Regions from separate parts of the Homo sapiens genome. Here region 2 is linked to region 1. The links are chromatin contacts, found by Hi-C or POLR2A ChIA-PET in ENCODE. All regions are on one chromosome and are shown on one strand. Each heading gives the region's core, a stretch centred on a gene start or an enhancer-like site at or near the end of the contact. The rest is flanking DNA. Distances are from core to core; before and after follow the strand shown.

Evidence for each region. Hi-C counts contacts between places; a loop is a spot of excess contacts on that map. ChIA-PET counts read pairs that join two places held with the same protein, here RNA polymerase II (POLR2A). Pooled maps may share reads with other maps.
Region 2: a map of natural killer cell shows a loop between it and region 1 (7-fold over the local background). The contact joins two enhancer-like sites. A Hi-C loop is called at or near these places in 8 of 168 maps with a recorded cell type or tissue (CD4-positive, alpha-beta T cell, CD8-positive, alpha-beta T cell, Calu3 and 4 more), 6 of 37 single-sample maps with no recorded cell type and 19 of 50 pooled maps. POLR2A ChIA-PET finds 5 or more read pairs at or near these places in 8 of 52 experiments (CD4-positive, alpha-beta T cell, CD4-positive, alpha-beta memory T cell, OCI-LY7 and 4 more).

Annotation. Positions count from the first base shown.
Region 1 is chr15:85,580,607-85,584,452 of GRCh38, forward strand. It overlaps AKAP13 (A-kinase anchoring protein 13), which reads left to right. Exons shown (of 37, transcript NM_007200.5): 7 at 1-1,501. Among named protein-coding and RNA genes, the nearest start is that of LINC02883, 180 kb to the right of the region's middle. RefSeq lists a silencer at 772-1,066. Within about 2 kb of position 1,650, at least 33 of the 41 ENCODE cell types and tissues checked have a DNase peak (open chromatin) inside an H3K27ac peak, as active enhancers do; they include CD4-positive, alpha-beta T cell, CD8-positive, alpha-beta T cell, endothelial cell of umbilical vein and 1 more, where a contact is called at or near this core.
Region 2 is chr15:85,665,959-85,670,323 of GRCh38, forward strand. It overlaps AKAP13 (A-kinase anchoring protein 13), which reads left to right. Exons shown (of 37, transcript NM_007200.5): 14 at 3,764-3,872. Among named protein-coding and RNA genes, the nearest start is that of LINC02883, 91 kb to the right of the region's middle. RefSeq lists an enhancer at 2,130-2,299. Within about 2 kb of position 2,218, at least 22 of the 41 ENCODE cell types and tissues checked have a DNase peak (open chromatin) inside an H3K27ac peak, as active enhancers do; they include CD4-positive, alpha-beta T cell, CD8-positive, alpha-beta T cell, endothelial cell of umbilical vein and 1 more, where a contact is called at or near this core.

The sequences.
Region 1 (3,846 bases), core at 400-2,899:
CTGTCCACATCCTCCACTGCTGCAGAGCTTCAGCACGGGATGGGGAATACCAGTCTCACAGGACTTGGTGGAGAGCATGAGGGTCCCGCCCCTCCAGCAATCCCAGAAGCTCTGAATATCAAGGGGAACACTGACTCTTCCCTGCAAAGTGTGGGTAAGGCCACTTTGGCTTTAGATTCAGTTTTGACTGAAGAAGGAAAACTTCTGGTGGTTTCAGAAAGCTCTGCAGCTCAGGAACAAGATAAGGATAAAGCGGTGACCTGTTCCTCTATTAAGGAAAATGCTCTCTCTTCAGGAACTTTGCAGGAAGAGCAGAGAACACCACCTCCTGGACAAGATACTCAACAATTTCATGAAAAATCAATCTCAGCTGACTGTGCCAAGGACAAAGCACTTCAGCTAAGTAATTCACCGGGTGCATCCTCTGCCTTTCTTAAGGCAGAAACTGAACATAACAAGGAAGTGGCCCCACAAGTCTCACTGCTGACTCAAGGTGGGGCTGCCCAGAGCCTGGTGCCACCAGGAGCAAGTCTGGCCACAGAGTCAAGGCAGGAAGCCTTGGGGGCAGAGCACAACAGCTCCGCTCTGTTGCCATGTCTGTTGCCAGATGGGTCTGATGGGTCCGATGCTCTTAACTGCAGTCAGCCTTCTCCTCTGGATGTTGGAGTGAAGAACACTCAATCCCAGGGAAAAACTAGTGCCTGTGAGGTGAGTGGAGATGTGACGGTGGATGTTACAGGGGTTAATGCTCTACAAGGTATGGCTGAGCCCAGAAGAGAGAATATATCACACAACACCCAAGACATCCTGATTCCAAACGTCTTGTTGAGCCAAGAGAAGAATGCCGTTCTAGGTTTGCCAGTGGCTCTACAGGACAAAGCTGTGACTGACCCACAGGGAGTTGGAACCCCAGAGATGATACCTCTTGATTGGGAGAAAGGGAAGCTGGAGGGAGCAGACCACAGCTGTACCATGGGTGACGCTGAGGAAGCCCAAATAGACGATGAAGCACATCCTGTCCTACTGCAGCCTGTTGCCAAGGAGCTCCCCACAGACATGGAGCTCTCAGCCCATGATGATGGGGCCCCAGCTGGTGTGAGGGAAGTCATGCGAGCCCCGCCTTCAGGCAGGGAAAGGAGCACTCCCTCTCTACCTTGCATGGTCTCTGCCCAGGACGCACCTCTGCCTAAGGGGGCAGACTTGATAGAGGAGGCTGCCAGCCGTATAGTGGATGCTGTCATCGAACAAGTCAAGGCCGCTGGAGCACTGCTTACTGAGGGGGAGGCCTGTCACATGTCACTGTCCAGCCCTGAGTTGGGTCCTCTCACTAAAGGACTAGAGAGTGCTTTTACAGAAAAAGTGAGTACTTTCCCACCTGGGGAGAGCCTACCAATGGGCAGTACTCCTGAGGAAGCCACGGGGAGCCTTGCAGGATGTTTTGCTGGAAGGGAGGAGCCAGAGAAGATCATTTTACCTGTCCAGGGGCCTGAGCCAGCAGCAGGTAAGCAAAACATAATACAAAATTAACAGTCTGAGAAGCAGATTCCCTTAAGAGTCACTGTGGTGTCCTGGTAAAAATATAGGCATCTTTGTTGTTTTGAGGCCTTGCACTCATTGGGTAGGTAGCCAAGTTAATAGTCACCACCATCAGGAGGGGCACGTCATCTCAGGGTTGGACAGATTTTGCTTCCTGTATTGTAGACTTACTGCTTGGTTGCTTAAGCTTATAAACACTCCTGTCTCATTCTGGAGTGGTTGCAACTTTGCAAACCTAGAAAACAATGCCTAGATCACAGGTACTCTAAAGTGGTGAAAGAATTTAGCAGATGTTTTTATTCACATGGCTTAATCCTTTTCTCTAGTACCATAGAAAACAGTGCCAAAAAGCTGTGTTTTATCTACAAGCCTGAAACTCCCTTCCTCCCCTATCATCCTAGTCTGTATTCTGAGCAAATTTAGAGTCAGAGTGGTTTCATGAACAGCTGTAAGTATTGTTCTGAGCTGACTTCCCAACATCCAAAATGGTGGTATTAGGTCATTGGTGGTTTTTTGTTTGTTTGTTTTTGTTTTTTTTGGGCTAGGGGTGTTGTTGACGGGGAACTCCTTCCTTTTCCTGCTTGGGGAGTGGACCTCTAGTTCCATTGCCTGTTGCTTTTGGGCAGCAGTCTGAGAATTCAAGACCCTGCACAGTGCAGGGGATAGGATGCAGGATTTCCGCCCAAGCCCAGTCTGCTGAGCTGCTGTCACAGGGCAGACCTTGTGTCTGCTTTATCTTGGTGAAGCAGCTGCACTGAGCAGATTGCTCACACAGCAGCCTGTTCCATCTGTGGGTAACCATGTTCCGAGGCAGCAAAGAGAAACCGCTATTGCTCCGTGGAAATAAACTATCTGAATAAAACTTCTTAACGGGGGTTGAGGCTGAAGCTGAAACGGGAGTCGGACACGATCTTGGCTCCTGAAGTCTTTAAAGGTCAGTTTGATGCACACTTCTATACCACCACCTGTTACCAGCTGTAGACAGAAGACCTATCTCCATGCTTGCCCCTAGGCTTTTGTAGGTAAGAAGCAGCCTGTTTTGTCTTTATTGTTTATTTTTGCTGTTCTTTTCAATTTTTGAAAATCCCTTTACACATATGTATTAAGAATGTGGGGGAGGGTTATGGAGAGAAATGAATCAATGGAGCAAAAGAAGTTGCTTTGGAAGAAGCGCAATTTAAATACAGTGGTTATTTTCCCTGGTAAAGGGCTTTTAGCCGTTTATAATCTTTTTCCTCCCCAGTTGAGGGATTTAAGGAATCCGAGGTAGAATTTTTGATGACTTTAGCTTTTTAGTTTTATTAATGTTTTGGATTGTTAGTGATAGATACTTGCTGGCTGTTGTCTCAGGATTTAAATGAGGTCTCTAATTTTTAAAAAAAGCCACAACAACAAGTCTATTTTGGGGGCCCTGGCAGGTTGGCATTTCAGAAGAATGGGAGTGGCTGTAAGCTGATGCCTGGTGATGTTCTTTTCATTTCGGTGCTGCGTCCTTGGCCACATGGGCCGGAATTATTTCTCTTTCTGGCTCAGTGGTCAGAATTTGACTCAAGCAAGTGTGAACTCTGTGGGGATTGTGTCTGTAGTATCCTATGAGAAAAAGTAAAAACCAGGGAGAATTTCAGACTTTGATTTTTATTAGCACATATAGTAAAGATGGTGAGAAATGACGGATGTTTAGGATTTTGAGGTTTTGAGAAGGAAGAAAAATGTATGGACTTTCAGCAGTATATATGGGCTTGAGGTTGGTAAATTTTGTGTAGGTGAGTTACTTGTCCTGTTACCAAAAGGAGTCATACTCATGGTCTCAAACTGCAGAGGAACTCTGTATTGATGGTCTCAGACTACAGAGAAAGTAGCCAGTCATGAAGAAATTGGTACTTTCTTCAGAAAATGGCCAGGATTGGGAAAATCCCTGGTCACATTACTTTAGAGAAAAAGCACCTGAGTGTGATCTCAGAGCCAAAGGGTATTTTCTATCAAGTTTACATTCTACTCATAGATTTAATCATACTGTTTTGTGAGTGAGAAGACATAGGTTTAACTGCTGATTTGGAAGGAGCCAGTTTGAAAGAAGGGGATGTGGCCCTTGACCCACCAAAAGCATTGACCACAGTGCTTAGGAAATCAGTGATGCATGACTGAGCCACGCCAGTCCTGCAGAGGCTGCCGACACCCGTCAAGTGTGAGTAATCACTGTTTTCTAGTGTGACTGGTTGCTGTGCCAAGATGCATCTTTTCAAAGTTGATAGGTATAGGAAAGGAAGGAGGTACCAAAAATCACATCCCCAGAGGAAAGCAACCCTCTTT
Region 2 (4,365 bases), core at 968-3,467, 86 kb after region 1:
TATTGTTAACAATGCCATAATAAACATACATGTGCATGTGTCTTTATAGTAGCTTGATTTATAATCCTTTGGGTATATACCCAGTAATGGGATCGTTGGGTCAAATGGTATTTCTAGTTCTAGATCCTTGAGGAATCGCCACACTGTCTTCCACAATGGTTGAACTAGTTCACAGTCCCGCCAACAGTGTAAAAGCGTTCCTATCTCTCCATATCCTCTCCAGCATCTGTTGTTTGCTGACTTTTTAATGATCACCATTCTAACTGGTGTGAGATGGTATCTCATTGTGGTTTTGATTTGCATTTCTCTGATGGCCAGTGATGATGAGCATTTTTTCATGTGTCTGTTGGCTGCATAAATGTCTTCTTTTGAGAAGTGTCTGTTCATATCCTTTACCCACTTTTTGATGGAGTTTTTTTTTTCTTGTAAATTTTTTTAAGTTCTTTGTAGATTCTGGATATTAGCCCTTTGTCAGAGGGGTAGATTGCAAAAATTTTCTGCCTTCTGTAGGTCGCCTGTTCACTCTGATGCCTACCAGAATTCTTAAGAGAGCATCTATGCTCCCTGCCTTCTCTTTTTAAAATTTTATTTATTTATTTACTTATTTAGAGACAGGGTCTCACTCTGTCGCCCATACTGGAGTGCAGTGGTGCCATCACAGGTCACTGCAGCTTCAACTTCCCCAGTTCAAGTGATCCTTCTGCCTCAGTCTCCCAAAGTGCTGGCATTACAGGTGTGAGCCACTGTGCCTGGCCTTTGCCTTCTCTTTATCACCATCTAATCATCTCTTAATTTCTGCTGCTACCAGTCTCTTGAAACTCCTGTCTTGAAGGTCATGGATTTCCATGTCAGCCAAATCAAAGTGACTTCTTAGTTCTCATCTTCTGGATGTCCTCATTATCACTTACCACTTTTGACAATCCCTTGGGGAGCTTTTGAGTTGAGAATTCAAATTATTTGCTTTTATATCATTGTACCTCACTGCAAGTCTTTTCTCTTCCTCTTGGGTCAGAAGACTGATTAATTTACGAAAGCATTCTGGGATGCATCTTATTTCCTCCAAATGAAACACTTACAATTTAAAAAAAAACTGTTTTTGAATAGATGACTGGAGTTTGAGGCAAGAATCTAATGATACATTTCTAATTAAACAAAAACATTGACAACCTCTTCCTTGATTTGCTGAGTAGGACTTTGTGTAGAAGTTTAAATTTTTATTGCATCCTACTATGAAGCACTAACATGACCAAATATAAACTTGACACTGAAGGATTATCTTAGTAATTATTGTAACACTTATGCTTGTGTGAGACCAGACAAATAAAGAGATTTAGGCATAATGAAAATCAGTTGAAGAGTGAATTTTGCCCCTTTTAAAAATTTTTCTACTTGTTCTGATACTTCAGAAGGAGTTAGAAAAAATAAGAATATGAAGAATATGCTTGTTGAAGCAAGTGATTTAGATTTACTCAGCCTAATGGTAACAGAGAAAGGAAGAAAAAAATAGGAACAATTCTTGGATGGCTACTGAGCACAGCTTTGCTAAGGGTAAATAAACAGTGAAAAAATCTTTAAAATAAATTGCATTTCAAATTTATAGAATCCTTTGGAAATCATTTACAAGATGAGGTAAAATACCAAAATTGTGGATTTGTAAACAGAATCATAGGCCAAGACTGACATATCCCTTCAGATTTAGCTCCAGCTCATTTAAATGACTTGCCTAAGGCCGTGTAAGTGGCTATTAGCTGAACAGTATTAAACTCAAGAGTTCCTGGCTATTAATTTCTCTGCTTTTTTCCAGGTTTTTGGAGTAGGTGAGTTTTCAAGGAGGAAATAAGAATGATTTAATTTTCTTAATATTATTTATGTGATACCTTTTCTAAGATGGATATTTCCGGGAATTTGACAGATAACCCTGCATTTTAGTAAGACGTTACTACTACTGATGTGTTTCTAAAATGGACTGTCTTTCTGAAGTGGACTTTCTGATTCAGTCTTTCTAGATAAAGTTGTTGTTTTAGTGCCTTGCTATGCTTAGCCTTCCTGGAATCTCTACTTACCCATAGTTTTTATCTTGTATGGAACCTCAGAGTAGGCATTTGAGCTGCTTGTTTCACTCTGATCTAGACGAGTTGCCTGTAGCCAACTTCCTGTTAAAAGTCTCTGCCTTTCACTGAGGTCATTTTTTAGACCTCACAGTTGTATTTGAAACATAGCAACTGTTTGCCTCAGCTGCCATGGTTACACATGAAACAAGCTCTAAATAATCAGAAGTCTGGCCTAAGTGAGTCAAGTTCATGCTAGTAACGGATTTTTCACTGCTTCCCTTTCAATATGTGAGTCATAAGGAGGCAGATTTCATTCTGTGAAGGGAAAGGATTAATGATAAAGTCAGTTAACAATTGGAATGGGCTCTTATCACCAGAAGTGTGCTAGTGGACACTAGATGACTGTCTTTCAGGGATGTTGTACCAGGAACTTCTGCAGGTGGTTGGATTACATGGTCTCAAAGCTGCTGTGAATTTACTGAGAGAGTTAAATTATCAAATTTCAGTTACCTTTACGTTCATGTAGAATCACTATCATCTTAGAAGAGGATAGGGAAGAGATTTAGGCTTCTTTCCAGATACACTGTTGTTTTGTTTGTGATCTTAAGACACTTTACTTGAATCTCAATTTCCAATTATTTAAAATCAGAGGCCAGGCCTGGTGGTTCACACCTATAATCCCAGCACTTTGGGAGGCTGAGATGGGTGGATCATTTGAGCCCAGGGATTTAAGACCAGCCTGGCCAACATGGTGAAACCCTGTCTCTACCAAAAATACAAAAAATTAGCTGGGCGTGGTGGTGCACCCCTGTAATCCCAGCTACTCAGGAGGCTGAGGCGGGAGAATCGCTTGAACCTGGGAGGCAGAGGTTGCAATGAGCCGAGATCATGCCACTGCACTCCAGCCTGGGCGACACAGTGAGACTCTGTCTCAAAAATAAAAATAGGCTGGGTGCGGTGACTCACGCCTGTAATCCCAACACTTTGGGAGGCCGAGGCAGGCGGATCACAAGGTCAGGAGTTCGAGACCTGCCTGACCAACATGGTGATACCCCATCTCTACTAAAAATACAAAATTTAGCTGCGCGTGGTGGCGCGCACCTGTAATCCCAGCTACTCAGGAGTCTGAGGCAGGAGAATTGTTGGAACCTGGAGGCAGAGGTTGCAGTAAGTAAACCAAGATTATGCCTCTGCACATCAGCTGGGTGACAGAGTGAGACTCTGTCTAAAAAAAAATAATAATAAATAAAGTAAAATCAGAATACTATTACTGATATTCTACTATATCTGTATGAAGAAATATTTAGATTTTCAAAGAACAAGTATTGTATGTAGTTTGATATTTCCAGTGAAATTATTTTTAAGTGATTATGCATCCAGCAGATATTTATTAAGTACTTACTAAGTTTGAAACATTGTTAGATGCTATGAGGGATACAGAACCACTGTAAAGAATGGATACTCTAATGATCCCCATTTTACAGATGAGAAAACTAAGCCTCAGAAAAGCTAAGTAACTTCTCTGAAACTGAGCAGCTGTTAAGTAGCAGGAGCAGACTTTAACCTAAGTCTGTCTGACCACAAGGCCTGTGCTCTCACCCGCTTCTTCACTGCCTTATTTTACTATGTGGGTCTAATTATAAGGTTTTATGCTTATCTAGAAATATGAGAGTATATGCTTACAACGTGTTCTTCACTTTTTTACTTCACAGATATGTCACAGATCTAAGCAGCAGGGATTTAATTACTGTACATCAGCCATTTCCTCTCCATTGACAAAATCCATCTCATTAATGACAATCAGCCATCCTGGATTGGACAGTGAGTATACTACTTTTTAAAAAAATTAAATATATTAAATCTTAACCACTCTTCCTATTATTTTTCTCACTTTAAGGCCCCATAACATTACCTGCCAAAATTTGCTTACTACTTCTTTGAGTGAATGGCTCAGCACTTAAACAGAAAAGGTGGCATAGAGTTTATCTTGAGATCTTCTTCCTTTTACCTAAAAATATCCCTAATACATTAAGTTTATTGTATTTGTGGGCATGAATCTGACACACTTTTTAAAATTTTTTTATTTTGAAATAATTTTAGACTTGAAAAATAGTTACAAATAATATTCACTGGGGAAAAAATTGCAAAAATAGTACAAAGTATTCCCATGTATTCTTCACGTCCAGTCCTCAAATGTTAGAATACTTGTTTCGCCAGCCTCTCTCCCTCTCTTTATCACTCCCCTAAAGATTTTTTCTGAAACACTTGAGAGAATAAGTTATATCCATAACTCTCCTTTACCTCTAATTTAGTG